2 separate regions of the Homo sapiens genome follow, and region 2 is linked to region 1. Evidence: chromatin loops called from intact Hi-C (ENCODE). Cell type or tissue: IMR-90. All regions are shown on one strand. Links, peaks and the distances in the headings refer to the core of each region. The heading gives the core; the rest is flanking DNA. Region 1 overlaps ITSN1 (intersectin 1). Region 2 overlaps ITSN1 (intersectin 1).

What was found. Peaks named below come from ENCODE experiments on the same cell type or tissue, not always from the same donor. Only the 100,000 strongest peaks of a DNase experiment are listed, where the experiment ranks them.
Region 2: it touches region 1 in a loop (3-fold over the local background); 10 of 110 quality-filtered maps call a loop at or near these places.

Annotation. Positions count from the first base shown.
Region 1 is chr21:33,891,026-33,899,594 of GRCh38, reverse strand. It overlaps ITSN1 (intersectin 1), which reads right to left. Exons shown (of 40, transcript NM_003024.3): 40 at 1-8,569. Among named protein-coding and RNA genes, the nearest start is that of ATP5PO, 20 kb to the left of the region's middle. RefSeq lists enhancers at 3,540-4,125, 4,126-4,712. In IMR-90, for the core only: a CTCF peak has its summit at 4,649; a DNase peak (open chromatin) is centred at 4,634; H3K4me3 peaks cover 368 bases; H3K27ac peaks cover 273 bases.
Region 2 is chr21:33,823,046-33,831,614 of GRCh38, reverse strand. It overlaps ITSN1 (intersectin 1), which reads right to left. Exons shown (of 40, transcript NM_003024.3): 25 at 7,962-8,128; 26 at 4,752-4,797; 27 at 1,870-1,991. Among named protein-coding and RNA genes, the nearest start is that of ATP5PO, 88 kb to the left of the region's middle. In IMR-90, for the core only: no CTCF peak of the experiment used is centred there; a DNase peak (open chromatin) is centred at 5,504; H3K27ac peaks cover 510 bases.

The DNA.
Region 1 (8,569 bases), core at 384-8,383:
CTTTCAAACAAAAAAGAAGAAACAATGTTTTGGCCCTGCTTCATCAAACCTTTAGACAAATACGTAAGTCTACAATTTATAATAGTGTCTAGTAATTCTTAGAATTCCATTAACATTACATATCAGACAATATAGTCTCTCTTTTATGGAAAATTAAACAGTACCATTATTTGGCAACAGAAGTATATTACAATCAACAGCACATCCATCAAGGGGCGGGCCTGGTCCTACCCCTGGGCAGGGCTGTGAGGGAAGCAACATGCCACCAGCACTGTGGCCCGCTTGTCACTGGAAGCACAAGGAGCTCACGTTCTGATGGATTACATTCTTTTCCAAACAGGCAAAGGCTATCTGGGAGGGTTCGCTAGCACTCCTGGGAAGGGAGGGCCCCATGTTCTAGCTTTTCTTGTCCCCAGACTTTTTTGAAACAACCAAGGCCCAAGGGACAGTTGACTGGCTGACTTGTTTCCACTCACAGCCCTCTTGCCACCCCAGCCAGAGGGCATCGTTCTAAGGAAGGAGAGTCAGGGCCTGTTTGGGGTTGGTAGACCAGAGCTCATCTCCTCTGCTGGCAGGCCTTAGGTGGCCTTCCAAGGCTGCGCCTGAACAAAGAAATCTCTGAACAGCTCCATCTTTGGGAATAAAGCCAGTTATGGACCACATGGACAGTGCCTCTAAGTGATTTGCAGATTATTCATGCACCTAAATAGATTCCAGGAAGCTTCCAGAAATCACAGCTTCCCATACTCCTGAAGTCAGCAGCTTTACTGGTTCGGGCCTCTCAAAAAAGGGGCTCCAGTTGCTGGTTGACAGCATTAAGATGCACGCAGCCTGTTCAAAGAAATGTTGAAAACCTAACACATTCTTCAGATGTCTTTTCAGACCACAGGCCCTCAACCTTCCACCAGCGGTGTCACCCCCAAACACAATGCATTCAGATCACCAGAAACCAGCTCTTTTTGTTACTGCAGTATTTCCAGGCTGCCAGGGGAGGCTGGACTCCTGGGGTTGCCCCCTCCTGAAATCATTTCTGAATGCCTTTCTCAGGGGTTTAGACATTGAGTTTCACAGAATCCTCCTTAGGTGGCCTAAGGGGCACTTCTGGTGGCCAAGTACAGAAAGTCTGTGCCCCAGAAGCAGCCTGGACTTCTGATCCTTTTCTGGGAATGCAGACGGGAGGAAGGCATCTTCCCCCTGGGGTCTCCATGGAAACATGGGCATCCAGAAGCCTGCCCCAAAACGGCTTAACTCAGAAACCCTAAACCATCCATCCACCCACCTGGCTATGCAACAGTTGAAGACAGTGAGGATGCATCAGGAAATTTCATGGAAAACGCAAACGCTAATTAGGGATAAACTGAATCAATCCAGATACAGAAGTAGAAAGGGCGACCTGGAAGTCAGAGAGTGGCCTCTCTAGTGGGATAGCTGCGTCAGCCCCAGATCCCTAACAAATCCACTAGAACCCAAGGAAGCCTGCGTGGCACATGGATCTGATGAAAAACAGGCTCCCTATCCTCTCATCCTTCCTGACACAAGTACCCTCTCAGATATGTGATCTGCAAAAATCCATTTTTAATGCAACACCAAGGTCCCATGCGAGGTCATAGCTACAGGATACTTTTCATTTGATCACGCCACCATCCATTACACTGAAATTTATCATATTTCCTGCAGGAAAAAAAATGACTCATTTGATTTCTAACATATACAACTTGGAATTTTTTTTTAATATAAGAAATTTAGTTGAGTTGAACCCAAGTAATCTCATTAAGCATTTTCTACTCTTGGAATAGGTTTTAAATTTTTTTCTATAGTTTTATGCACTTAAATTAGATTCCTAAAATACTCTCATATACATACAGAAAAATAATCTCTCAATGACAAATCACATTTTACAATAACAAGTTAAATATTTTTGACTACAGAATCTGTGTTAGTTTATGCAACATTTAACAGCATGGCCTCTTACATACCATATATACATTTAGTCATGGCCATTCCATAAACATACAGCAGAGATTTCATGAGGAACATGAAATGAATACAACCTTTTCCCTTTATATAGTGGGAGTTCGCCTTTTTCTTAGCTGGAAACAGCACAGAATGTAGAAAACCGGAAACTGAGCTGATTATCATCCACAGGACATTTTTGTTGCAGTTTCTCATCTGTACACATGTATTTACACATAAGTTCACCACCTATACGTGTGAGGGTACAAAGCTGATGGAGCTAAGGCAATACAACACGGGGTGGGCAGGGGCCAACTCCCCTATCTATGCAGGGCCACCAAGGGATAAGAAGGGTCATGGAGGGCACAGACTCCGGCTTGCGGGGCTACAGCAGATGAGATCTGAGGTTGATTTCACAGTTCAAAGATACTTGGGCTATTGGCCATGTAGGCTTTAAATGCATGTCTAAAATTAAGTAGCATTAACATAGATCTTGCTAAAATATCTACTTTCTGTCACAGTGAATGTTTAGCAGATGACATTTTAAGGATATTGATTTATAGAATGTACCTCAAATGTTCATTCATTAAAACTAATGCTGACACGCTATTAATGAAATGCCCCTGGAGAACACTTGCAGAACTTCCCGTAGTCCGGAAGATTGCATGACGCATGAAAACAAAGCCATAATTTGTTATGTCATTCAAGGTGACTCAATCAAATCCAGGTGAGATGAGTTTGCAATTTCTGTCAACATTTTTACTTAGCAAATATAATCCCAGACAGAATCAGGAAACATAGTGAGGATTATTGCTCAATGTATATGGAGATGGGGACCTACTTGCAAAAAGCAAATGGAACTGCAAACATTTTGGAGCGTCCAGCCCAGGAAAAGTAAAAGCTCGTGAAAGAAAGCAACAACAGGAAGCCCAGCTTCATGGTCAGCTGCCTCCCGGGGCCATGGTCTTCTAGAACTTGAGGCTACTTACACAGAGGGATCTTTTCTCTCCTACCATCCCCATACATGGGATCCTAAGGGGAGAGTCTAGCTGGGAGGTCGCAGCCTCTCCGAAGCAGGTTCCTCCCAGACACCCGCAGACCAGATCGTGTGGCCCAGCTGGGCAGGGAGGCACTGGCTCCGCAGACTCCCCTTCTCTCCAGGGGGTGAAGGCTGGAGGAGCAAGTGTCCAGCCACTGGGGAAGGGACACTGAGCACTTCTATGACCCTGCTTCTCTTTGAAGGCAGAAGGTTGGAAAAGGCTTGCTGTCCTCCCAGGAAAGGGGAGAAAAGCTCCCAGTGGATGCCCAAGGCCCAGAGGAAGGGTTTTATTTCCAAGCAGTGAGCTCAATGGTAAAGGCTCACAGCTGCTTGACGCCCTGTGGCCCATCCTGAACTGGGAGCCCAGAGCTCCTGCCACCACCGGCAACCCCCTCTCCAGCCTTGGGGTACAGCTGTGAACTAGGGGCTCGGTTCCACACCCACTAGCTAGTCCAGGCCATTTGTGCTTTTAGGAAATAAATGCAGACGTTTAGAAAAGTGTATCCGCGCAGCTTGCCACAGCCTGCCGGGAGACCTTTCAAAGTAAGAAGACCTAAGACAGAGCCCATCAGCTTCGGGAACCAGCAGAGAACAGTGTGGTCAGGGCCGGCCTCCTGGGTGTGCTGCCTGGCAGCCACAAGGGGCTATGCACTCAGAAGGGACCTGAGCTTGGCTTAATGCTCTCCTCTCACTGTCTAGAAATGCTTCATCACCTGAACAAGGGGCCTCGCATTTTCATTTTGCACTCTGTCCGCAAACCACGCGACTAGTCCTGACCAGGATGACAGGACTGTGGAGCAACGTATTTCCTGTTTCCCTCTCCAAGGCACAGAGCCATGCATCCCCCTAGGTGTGGGTAGGTACACACGCATGCGCACACATGCACGCACACGCACGCGCACACACATACACATATGCACGCACACACAAACATGCACATGCATACACGCACATACACACGCACACACACGCACACACACAAATACGCACACACGCACAAACACATGCACTCACAAACATGCACACACGCACACATACACGCACACACATGCGTGCACACACACGTAGACACACACACATGCACACACAAACACGCGCACGCACACACATGCATGCACGCAAACCCATGCACACACACGCACACGTGCACGCACAAACACATACATGCACACGCACGCACAAACACGCATGCACACACCACGCACTGAGCTGCTGCGTCCCACCAACAAAAATTCCCTTCCACCTAAAATTCCAGAAGTCAAAGTCTACAAGTAGAGACTGTAATCCAATCCCAATAGAGCACACCGTAACTCCTAGAACGCTTGCTGGGGAGCAGGGCCTCCTCCAGGTCACCTGCCCTGCAGTCCACCCAGCCGACAGACACTAAAGCTGATGCAGAAAGGGTGGGAAGCCTGAGGACCTCCGTGCAGCCCCAGCCTCAGCGGCAGGGAAGAGCAAGGTCTCACTGGAGACCCCTGGCGCGCTAGGCTTGAACCCTAGGCTCGCCGCGAGCTTCCTTCCCACCCAGCCTTCGGTCTCTGCCAGGCCCACATTCCTAGCTCTGAGTCCGTTTTCCTGTCTTCCCCTACACCCCACATCACCAATAACTCCTTCTGCGATCTACACAAGAGCAATGCCTAGCAGCTGCGGTAGGTGGAGCCGGCACCTTGAAATCTGCCAGTGAAAACAGCGAGTTTCCTCCTCCTACAGGGAGACCCTCCACCCCCGCCGGTGACAGTGCACAGAATGGCAGCGGCTGCTGCTCACCCAACGCTGCAAAGCCACTACACCCTTTCTTTGGTTCCTGTCTGCCTGAGGCCCCCATTCTGTTTAGATACAGGAACGGCAGGAAATAAGAGATTTGAGTTAAAAAAGAGAAATGCAAAAGCGAAGAGAAGCAGAGTCGCACAGGAATGTTATTCTTTCAAAAGATAAAAGTATAAAACCAGAACTTCTGGAAGAAGAAAATACGCATTCTTACCACTGCCTAAAAAGAAACCTTAGTTTCTGGTTAATCCTCAGGAAATATCAGAGAAATGCTGATTTTTTTTTTTTCAAGGCTGACCAAAAAGTCCACTTCTGAACACAGCTTTATCTGGTGGGCTTTGAATACTAAAATATTCATACTAGGCAGATGATAGTAACAATATAGGCTGGTATAGAAAATCGAACAGAATCCTATTAAAACACAACTCACAAAACACCCCTGACATCCAATAAGGGGAAACTGACCCTGAAATTTGACAAGCACACATAGTGTCAGAAAAATTATGATGTGGGTGTAATATGGCTCCCCCAGGGCCAGGGTAAAGAGGGTTCCTTTGAATGGAGGAACTGATTGAGGCTGCATGGAACTAAAGAAGTTATTGGGAGGTGGATATGAACTCTTTTATAAGCGTTGGGTCTTATTTTAATGACTTAAAGTTAGTTTGCCATCAAAAGCAATGGCAAAAACCGCAATCACTTTTGCACCAACCTAATCCAATTAGGCTTGCTTGAATGCCACCAAGGCAGGCCCGTCCAGCTGCCGCCCAGCTTCTAGGAGGGTGGCCTGGACCAGGATGGGGACTCCCTAAATGAACAGTGCATTAACTACTAAGATGTTTCTGAGAGATCACAACCCAGAGATGGACTGTCTAGTGTGTCTTGGTGTCTGGGTTTTAATGCTCCCAAGACAGACAGCTGTTAGATGTCTTCTGTCTTTCATGTGGACTAAGTTTCCATGCCTATCAGGAATAGATTTTTTTTTTTCTGGCTCCTACAGATATAAGGTTATGTATCTTACTTGATCCTGATGAAATGCAGACATATCCTGGATCTGATACAGTGCAGGCTGAGGAAACAGGAATTCTAGAACTTTCCTTTCCTCTAGCTCAAATAAACTGTGTTCCAAGTACAAAGAAGCAGGATCCAGAGGAAGCTGTGGGGCGCCATTAAGTTGACCAGCCAATTACTTCCTCCGTGTCAGGTCTAACCAGAAGAGGTCTGCATTAGCTCTTTTTTTGTTTGTTTTGAGAAGGACTCTCGCTCTGTTACCCAGGCTGGAGTGCAGTGGCGTGATCTCGGCTCACTGCAACCTCCGCCTCCCAGGTTCGAGTGATTCTCCTGCCTCAGCCTCCTGAGTAGCTGGGATTACAGGTGCCTGCCACCACCCCTGGCTAATTTTTGTATTTTTAGTAGAGACAAGGTTTCGCCACGTTGGCCAGGCTGTTCTCGAACTCCTGACCTCAGGTGATCCACCTGCCTCAGCCCCTCAAAGTGTTGGGATTACAGGTGTGAGCCACCGCACCTGGCCGGTTTGCATTATTTCTCTGAAGAACCCCACACAAAGCAACATTAATTGATCGGAACCATTCAAAATAGAATAAAAATATCCAAGGGCTCGAGGGAAACATTCACTCTAGAAGGCGGGCCCTGGGCTACTGCACATGAAGTACAAGCCACTGCGACAAGGAGAGCAGGGACTGAGCCACGTCTTCATCAGAAACCGGGCTGGCAGGCACATGGCAGTGGCAGGGGATGCAAACGGGCCTAAGACTGCTTCTCCTGGAATGGGCTGACCTGTGGGTCCCCCAGGAGGAAGCTGCAGGGAATGCATCCCTTGGCCCCCAGGATAGCTCTCATCAGGCTCCTCTAAAGCCTGTAAGGTCACTGGGCAGAAGAGCTAGAGGGAGCTGCCCCGTGAATGGCAGCTGTGGTTTCTTTGCACCCTCAGTCTTTCTGCTGCTTTACGATATCACCTCATGAGTGCAGCCTGACGGACAAGGAAAGCCCACCTTCCTCTAGAAGGGGCCCAGGCAGGTAGGCAATTACACTGTAGCTGGGGAAAAAAAGAAAGAAAGAAAATGCCCCCCATTTGATCAAGCATTGAACGTCCCTAAAATGAACTGAGTGTCTACGTGCAGGAGGCTGCTAGATCAATGTCATGGGAATTCCTGAGCCCCCCTCACTAGTGCAGGTTAGGGCTGTTCTAGAGAAGTACCTGCCACTCATACTTAATACAAGCCTGTTTCTGTCCCTGAGATCCGCCCCAGAACCTAGGCTGGCCTAGCAATCCTCATCTGAGCTCAGCCTTCCCAGAAATGGATTCATCTTCTGGGTCATTTGAACAAATGAACTGAAAACATAGAGAAACACAAGCATTTGGTCTCACTGGTCCACTCCAGGGAAAAGGAGGAGAATGAACATTCTAATGATATACTAAGCAGCCCCTGGGCCATTCATGGAAGTAAGGGGAAGTCTCTAGCAGGAATTTCAGCACCCCACGGTGCAAAAAGAAGGAGGTGTTAGTTTTCCCTAATGCCTCTTATGGTGGCTCAGACTATACTGTCTGAGGGCTTCATCATGCTACCGGTTTCTGGGGCTACTGGTTATGCTTCTGCCTGGTGTGAGCTAAAGCTCTTTTATCTAAAAGCAAAACAAAGCAATCCAGGTGCCTTTGTTTTCATCTCACTTTCTGGCATAGGATGCTCTAAACTTGTAAACAAGCATATCTGGACCAAGCAGACCTGCTGCTAATTGCACACTCACCTCGAGCCCAAAATGACCCTGTTACATCCAAAGCACACCAGGTATTCATGTAAAAGTGCTAGTGTCTGCTATAAAGCACATCGCTAACCTTGAAAAGGAAGGGAGAACTTAGAAATCAAATCAAATCAAATCATACTTTGTTTCCAATGGAAATTCTTAAAGTTGTTACACGTACAAAACACATTTTCTTCTTATCAATCAAAAAGGCCCAATCAACTAGAAAAAAACGACTTGGAGTGGAGATAGAGAAGTCTTTTTCTGCTTATACAAGGTACTGGCCTACTCTAAAATATACTCCAAGAGCTTCACCTTTTCAATAAAGCCAGAAGTGCCTTGTCCATTTCTCCCTTCATCTTCAGCCCCATCAGATTCTAGAACATCCTGGTTCTGTGTGGTCAGTGGCTTTACACTTGTCCTAGCCAGTTCCTGGAGAGACAGCCGGCCTGCTTAGCCTTGGAAGGCAGACCTGCAAGTGTCCTTCCCTGCTGGCGCTAGCACCTAATCCCCCTGCCACCCCAGAATACTCCCCTGGAGGACACCTGGGCTTTGGTACCAGGTCACCGAGATAAGACTTAATGTGGGTGGTCAATTTACTCATAGTCTGATGGGATTTTTTCCCCAGTTAAATTCAGGGCTACTCTACCCAAAGAAATCAGTTAGTTTCATACACTTAGGTCATACTTTAGGTTGTTTAAAAAAAGCAAAGAAGAAAAAAATGCCTCCTCTTACATGAATGTTCTTTGGGAGCAGAGCTCTTTCCTCTGCTATCAGAGGACAGGGACATATTATCCAAACAAACAAGGAAGTCTGGCTCTAGTTTCTCAAGCATCCCTGGTGACCTGCACCTAGAAAGTCCCTCTTTCCAGATTAGTCCAGGCCTGGATCCGAATGAGCCACATCTTCAGGCTCTCATGGTCACAGCAAACCTGGTTCCAGGAGATGATGCTGTCCATCCACCTGCCAGGGTGATGCCAGCAGCCAGACAGGCCCTGCCCCAGAGGGACCAGGATGTGGACTCTGCCTTCTAGAGAACTGCTCTGTGAAGAA
Region 2 (8,569 bases), core at 521-8,520, 68 kb after region 1:
CCTTCCTGCTCCTGCTGTTCCAACCTCCATTCCTCAGGAGCACCTGAGGGTCTGTCTTCCGTGGCTAGTCCACTGCATGGCAAAGGTTTCCTGCCTCCCTCTTCCCCCTCAAACTTACGTAGTTCCATACCGTCCTGCTCATGGGCAGACAAATACCAGCAGATTGGGTAAGTCAGTCTACAGGCCCACTAATAGCCACCAAAGGGTTCCCATGGGCCCCTTCCTCACAAAGCATTCCAGAAACCATTCCTTCCTATATCCGTTCAAGCCTTACTGAGGCCCCCCTGTGTTACGCAGAGGCCCACGTTCAACAAACGCCAGAGAGACGGACGGCTGCTGGAAAATTCAGTCCTTCCATAGGCCCCATGTGGGCAAGCCAGGGAGCAAGCCCTGTCCTTCACTAAGCTATGAAGCAGGTGGCCAGGTGCCCGCCTGGCAGTCTGAGGCTGATCTTCACTTTGGATGGGGGAGGATGCGGGGAGGGAGACACACTTTCTGTATGAAAAGTCAGCTGGCTTACCTCTCAAGTAACTGCTATAGTAGTAACTTTTTAAAGGCAACTTTTTATTTAGAAATGATTTCAAACTCAGGAAAATTGGCAAGAATAAGAAAAGCACACAGAACACCCATAGGCCCTTTACCCGAATTCACCTACTGTCAACACTTGGCAGCAGCTGCTCCCTCATTTGTGCGCGTTCTCCCTCCCTCCCCCCCCACCCTCTTCTCTGCAAGTTCTTTTTTTGATTCATCTGATTGCAAGTTGCTTACATCTTAACTCTACCCCTAAATACTTCAACACGTATCTCCTAAAAATAAGAATATTCTCTTATATAACCACAGTACAGTTATTGCTTTCTGTAAATTTTACACTGGTACAGTAATTTTGTCTAATGTAGTGTCCATAACCCAATTTTGTCCATTATCCCAAAAATGTCCTTGACAGCGTGGTTTTCTTTCACACAGGGTCTAGATACTGCACTGAGTCTAGATACTGCAGCCAGTCCTCACGCCTCTTTAGCCCCCTTTCGACAGGTTTTGTCTTTTATGATCCTGACGGTTTTGAAGACCAGTCACTCCCTCCCTCCTCCCTCCCGGCACAGCTGTACACACACCATGTCCTCTGGTCTCCCCACTGCTCATCATTCTGATCACCTCATTCAGGTCTTGTCCTAGTTCCCCACTCTATAATTATTGTGTTTTCCCCTGCAGATCATGAGTGATCTGTGGGGGTCACTTCAAGACCATGCACATTTTCTGCTCCTACTGAAAATTTTCTTGCAGATTGGGCATCCACCAATGATTCTAAGAAGTTTTACCATGAGAACTGCGTAACAGTAATCTTTTTAAAGCATCTTTGTCTCTGGAAATGAGACTTATAGGAAGTATCTGGAATGGTAAAATGTGTAAACAAGATGATATGATTAACAATACACACACACACACGTGCGCGCACACACACGGGAACTAAAAATACTGTGATGTATGGATGTGGCTTTGAATGCAAAGAAATCTGCTCTTGTGCCACACCTTCTAATACCACTGATGAAAAGCTCCACTCTCTAATGCCAAGGCACATAAGGATATGCAGGCATCCCTCGTCATATGAGTTCTCACTATGCCGACTCTATCTGAATTCAGGAATGGGAAAGATATGTTTTCGTATGCGCTCCTAGCTCTCAGAAATCTGTTACCGGCTGTCTGAAACTTAGGAACCAAACAAACACAGAAAATTTGGCATCTCTCACTATCCAAATACAGAATTTAGGTGGTGAGGGGTGGTTTGTACTTTACAATAAAATAGCGTCCCTTTGAGATTTTGTGTATTGAAACTTGGATGGAGAATTGTAAATAAACAAAAAAGACACTGACTTGCAGCTCTCCTTCCCACCATCCACCTGGGTTCTTTTTTCGGATCAAAATCAGCTGACCAGGGGCGAGAGTGAGCTGCTCGGGGCCGGTGGCGGTGTATGAGGCAATAACCTGGGCAATTTCTGAAAAACAAGATCAAACACGGCAGTGCACTGTTAAGAGTCAGCAGGAGAAAAGGCCAAGAAGATGCAGGCGCCTCCCAGGTTCACAGATGAACACATCAAAACCAATGTATTGAGCTGGATTTCTACCCAACGAGTAAGGCTCCCTGAATCGCCCGTTCCCAGAGCTACCAGGCAGACACGGCATTCAAGGGCCTGGCTGATCCTTGAGCCCTCAGTGGGCTGCAGACTCCCTTGTCATCCCGTGAAACTTACTTACCAACTTCCCTCCACGAAGTCCGCTCCTTGCCCACTCCTGGCACCTTCTGTCACACCCCTCCCATAATTACCCAGAATGCCCTGAGGCCAAGGGTGGGGCCTCATTCACCACCCACCCCAGCACAGTAGCACCCAATGGCTAAAGTGCTACTTTGAAGTGACTAAAGGACTCAATAGCTTTTCTAGCTGCCAAGTACAGTAGAAAGAGAAGCCCATTTTCCTCAGAAACCACTGGGAGCCCGGCAGGGGCTTATTTCTATGTTGTTGCTGCAGATTCTCACTCCCAACGACACAGCCTTCTTCTTTATGGCTCACATTTTGAGAGTGATCCCTGAATATCAGGTGCAAATCATGGCAGGGCAAATTTCTTTCTTTTTATTTCACGTTACAGGAGGGACCTGGAGTTAAGAAGGGAACTTTATGCAAAAACAATTCAGCACAGGGAAAAAAATGTGAACAGTTCTGTACTTTTCCTGAATGTGAAAAGTCCCATGGGAAAAACTCCAGCGGTACCACAGACCAGGCTCTGAAACACACCATTTCCACGGGCCCAGGAGACTGAGTATGAAGAGACAGAACCCTTCTCTGCCTGAGTTCTGGCTCATCTGCAACTACTGCTTTCTGAACTTCTAGAAGCAATAGAGAACAAACTGTTCTGCTCCTCTACCCTTGCTCTCCAAGTGTGGTTTGTGAACGAAAGGAGAAAAGAAGGAAAGAAGGACAGAAAAAAAAGAAGAAAGAGGGAATGAAGTAAAGAAGAATGGAAAGGAAGAACGCAAAAAGGTCTCATGTTCTGACGAGATTTCCTACTTTTCTACTCACTCCAGGGAACAAGTAAGACTCTGGCCCTTAAGCAAGCCGCTCTCATTCTGTTCTGCATGCTATCAGGGGTCGGCCACCAGGATAGAAGCACCTGGCGGTCATGGTGCAGGCCTGGCCCTGCCTGATGCTTTGCAGAGCTTGGGGCAAGCAAGAAAGGCCACAGCATGGTCTACTGGCCCAGCCTAGGCTCTGACTGGGAGCTCCAGCTGGGATGTCTACGCTGGGATGAGGACTCTCCTGCAACACACCAAAGACCAGCTCTTGGTTCCAAGAGTTTATGGTTTGGAGAAAGACCAAACTAGTGTCCTATTTGGCACTGGATGTTCTTGCTCCTCAAGGGACCTGGCATACGCAGCCAGCAATCTGCCCCAACATTCTCTGCAGTCTTTTGTGTCCTTTCTTGCTAGTTTCAGTGCAAAGCAAAGCCCACCTGGGCTTCATCTATGAAATATCTGGACCCTCTGGAATGACAAGTGTACAAAACTTAGAAAACTTACACTTAAAACGGAGATTTGGTGGGGTGGTCCAATGTATCTCCATCCACTGTATTTATCTGACTAAATACTCCATCCAGTATTTATCTGACTAAAATAAAATCCTAGACTACGTGAAATTTCCCTTCTTTTCCCTAGCCATGTAAGCCCAGTTGGAGCTGGGCACCAGACAGACAAGCAAATCCGTCTCTTGGCAATTCAGTGACTGTTTCAACCTATAATTTTCTAAGAATATGATAGCCAAAAAGTTCAAATGACCTAGACCAGGAAGACGTGCCACAGAAACCGTATTATTTCACATCCGCTTCTTTCTTTTCTTTTTCGTGCTATTTATAGCACATGTGATTTTACTGAAATAAACTAAAACACTTTGGATTCAGAGGCATGACTACAATTTTGTACCTTCAATGTGTACCGAGGAAAACCATCCTATGGCTTCTACATTAATGGGACCTACACTCTAATCTTCTCCATTGTTTGTGTCCTGGGAATGCATTGTTATGAAATGAAAAAGGGCTAACCAAGCCTAAGAGGAAGACGGAGAAGCAGCTGAGCCCATAATCCTACAGCTCCATGTATTATAACTTCCCAGCATCTTGCCTGAATTATTTATCTATATATTTATTTTATTTTATTTTATTTTATTTTTTGAGATAGAGTCTTGTTCTATCGCCCAGGCTGGAGTGAAGTGGAGCAACCTCGGCTCACTGCCACCTTGGCCTCCCGGGTTCAAGTGATTCCCCTGCCTCAGCCTCTCGAGTAGCTGGGATTACAGGTGTATGCCACTATGCCTGGCTAATTTTTCTATTTTTTGGTACAGACCGGGATTCCCCTGTTGGCCAGGCTGGTCTTAAACTCCTGACCTCAAATGATCCACCTGCCTCGGTCTCCAAAACTGCTGGGATTACAGGCATGAGCCACCGTGCCTGGCCTCACCTGAATTATTTCTCGACAACCCAAGAGAACATTCTGTTAGGTAACGTCTCCACTCTTCATGTGTGAAGCAACAGACAAATCTCATAACCAAGTAAAATTATTAATGGATTCCAAGGAAAGGACTTACTCTCACCACTCTTAGGAAAGATTCTTTTTATTTTAGGCTTCTGGCCCTAATACACAAAGATGGGGAGCAACTATCAATTACATTCAAAACATTGAAAAGTAAGCATCAGGGTTTGTAACTTACCAGGTTTTTTTCCTAAACTCCCTGTTTTCCCAGCAGTTCCAGAGCCCTTAAAACAGAGCAAAAGGTCTCATTTGCATGCTGAAGTTTTGATCATGCAACTTTAAAAACGATTAATGATGATACAAACCCGCTTGAGCCCCAAAGCCCCACTTTTCATTCTGGGAAAACATAGCACTGTATCACCTGACACAAGGATATAGATCAGGAAAACATGGAAAAAAATAATTAAAACATGTGGCTTTTACTCATTTCTATAAGAGAAAAAAACAGCAGAGTATGGCGCCTGTAAGAGCCCAGAGGGCTCCAAGCACAGGCACTTCTCGGACCTGGTCAAATCTAAGAGGAGGTTCCAGGCTAGGAAGACTGTTAGTTTACATCCTAAACACTAAGCTCGGACTTATTTTCACATGGCTAATTATGAAATATTTCACACATAAAAAGTACAGGGAATATAACTCACGAGCCTACTACCCGGTTTTAACACATTAAAATATTAATATTTTGCACATTTGCTTCAGGAGCTTTCTTTTTTAAAAAACTAACAGGGACAACTGGAACCTCTCTTCCCCCATCCTATTCACCCCTCTCTATCCAAAGAGGCAGTGGCTGTCCTGTGTGGCCTTTCCACCCAATTTCACAGAGTTTATACATTGAAATTTCTCTATCAATGCATAGAGGCAGAGCATATTTCTTCCCAACTATCAAGTGTTTAAAAAGTGCTCTGGGGTTGAATTCCTCTCTGGGATACTCATGGAATTTTAAACCAGCCAAGTAAGCCAACAACAGAGACCACGAGAGGCAGGACAGGAGCCAGAACGGAATCTGTTGTTACAAAGTACTTTATTCTAAATTAATTTATGCTTGAGTCTATCTTGCAGTAAATTAAGCATTCCAATTAAAACAAAACAAAAGGCTTAATAAACAAAACATGAGTTACTGAAAGAATAAAAATATGCCATTTATCTACCAGGAACACAACTTACAGTCTCTTTATTTTGCTTATTGAAATTTAAGAAACATTTACCAGGAAAAGTTCGGGTTAAATTTTTACTCTGATTCTGCTTTATTAACGAACAAAGTTATACAAAAGCAATCTCTCACTATTTTTCAATAGGCTGCATATCAAAAAAAGGAATACCAATGAAACAAGACTCCAGTGACCAGTTAACTTTCCTAGTACAGGCTTAGAATCTACTCCCTATACTCCATAAAAAGAACAAGGCAATTGGCAGTACCCTAGAGTTCAAGTAGTTTCAATGTGCTCCCTTTGAAAAACCACAGCCAGCCCCATAAGCTGAGATGGATTCAGAAGGCCATGTTCTGTCCTCCCTGCACCTATAAAGTCCCCCAGACTGTGCCCCAGACCTGCCCATACAGAGAAGGGAAGCAGGATGGGACGACTCTCCCCATGCCCAGACGTCAGTTCTGGTATCTGAAGCTGGGTCTGGTGTTAGGTTGGGTCGGATATTTTGCTTTTACACTGAATTCTGTATTCAAGTAGGACGAAAGAGCTGAGTTTTCAGGTTTTTTTTTCATTATTATTGAATAGTATAGCTAGATGTATATCTAAAAATTTCTAGTACTGCTAGTTCTTCTGTGGCTAATAATTTAAGACTGTGGTTAAGAAAGTACCTTACAACTCCACTTACCTTAAAAAAAAAAGTCACTGTGTGTTTTCCTAAAATTTATTTCGGATGGTTTTATTAAAGTAGAAAACTGTAACTTATTAAAATACATTACAAGTAATGGCTTTCGTATTTTAACTGATCCAAAAGGTAAAGTCACTTTAAGAGTTTTCATGCACGGTAGTAGAAATTGAGTTTGGCTTTTAGTGTTTTACCCAATTCCCCTGAAATATCATCTGTATGACTCTCATTGGACTCGACTTGCTGGCCTGGAGAAGAATTGAATTCTCTGTTTCCAGGTCTGAAAAGTCCAATATGCCAGCTGTCTCGCAGGGCAAAATTACTTTCTTCCGGGCTTCTGCCAGATTCTCCAAGGGTGGGCAGACTTATGTAAATCCATCCATGGGAATTCCACTTAGCTGCTCTCAAGACCGCAGCAAGAAAAACCAAAAAGCAAAACAATGCCACCCCTTAAAAAAACAAAACCCAAGCAAATAAAATCATTTCTGGGAGCTGCAGGAGAGGTGAGCAGGCCAAGGGCAGGACTCCTAGAGCAGGGCACCAGGCCCAGCCTCGCTCCCAGAGCAGCTCCGAGTACACGGAGCCGCACATGTAAGAGCCCAGTATACACTCTACTACTGGCATTTGAAAGAGAGAGAGAACTTTGTCCACTTGCTCACTCCTGAGAAAGCGGCCCCTACAGGCTCCCTGCCAGCCTTTTCTCTCTCAGTACCTAGGAGGTATGAGGAGAAAAAGAAAATAACTGTGAATTGACTGTCAACACTTAAAAAAAAAAGGAGTTAATTCTTGTTGGTTTTTTTAAATGTGCATTGGATCTGTTAAATGACTCCATTTATACCCTGAAACTCTCCACTAACGTGCAAGTGGCTCCTACAAGACTGACTCCCATGCTCTGTGGTAGGTCCACCCCACCATTCCATTCAACTTGCACTATCTTAAGACCACAGTTTATGTGATCAAATTTTTAGGGCTCTATTTAACAACAGTGAGAGCACTTCCAATTCATACGGATAACAGCACTTAAATTCAGTCCTGATCAACGGAGATTCTAAGGCCTAGCCAAAAGTGTACCCATCCCTTAGATCTTGTGTCTTTCTACTGTGTGGGCAAAACCAGAAATTCTAAAAACTTTCTAATAATATCCAATATTCTGGGGCGATTATCACCAGAATACTTCTGTTTATACAGGCAAAATATTGCTACCATTCTTGGGCATTTAAAAATCAATGACCATAATGATCTAATCAAGAAAGTTTACTCCAAAGCGTAAGTCAGTTACAGGCAGGAAGAGAGCTTAATACTGAACATTATCCTCCCAGCTGATGCGGACCAGCCCCATCACACTCAGCCTCCACTTAGCCCTGATGGCATTCTGCTTGGGGGAAGCCAGTGCTTACTGCGCAGTGCCAAATGACAAGATCAAACAATGACAGGTCACACTGGATTTACTGTCACATTCCAGAACTTAGCAAAACCCAACAAAGTTCCGCTGTCAAACATCGTGACTCCCCACAAAGAGAATCACCGCACAGAAAGGGAGAGGAAACAGTTAATGTGGGTTTACCTCTGAATCTTTAAGCCTCACATAGTTAGAAGGGAAGACTCCGGCCTTGTCGCCCACTGTTCCTGTCCACCAGTCACCATCTTTCTTGGTAACCAAAATCACATCCCCTTGCTGAAAGGTTAAATCTCCTTGCTCAGAACTCTCGTAAGTGTACATGGCAATAAATTCTGGTGGGGAGAAATATTGAGATACGGAGAGAGCTTGATTGTTTAAAGAAATCCCAGACAGCTTTGCAAAAGCAAGTTTACGAATAAGGAAGTTAGGACAAGATCCATTCAAGAGAAAGGCTAGTCACAGATAAAATACAGAGCTGCAGAATGCCCTGGGCTCCACATTCCCCCAGTGCACATAAAAGTTCAGTAGCTGCAGACAGGGAGACAATTCCTGGGAAGACCCAGACACAGGAATAAAAAACCCAACTGCATGTTTACCGACACTTGAGTATTTAAGAGTGATCTACCATTTAGCATCATGATTTCTTTTTGAATGAAAATGGTTTTTACATTTATTTTTAACTAAGAGTTACACAATACCTACTCTGTGCTGAGCACTGGGTCAGATGCATTCATATGCAGGCTCTTGGTAAGCATATTAAATATGTGTATTTC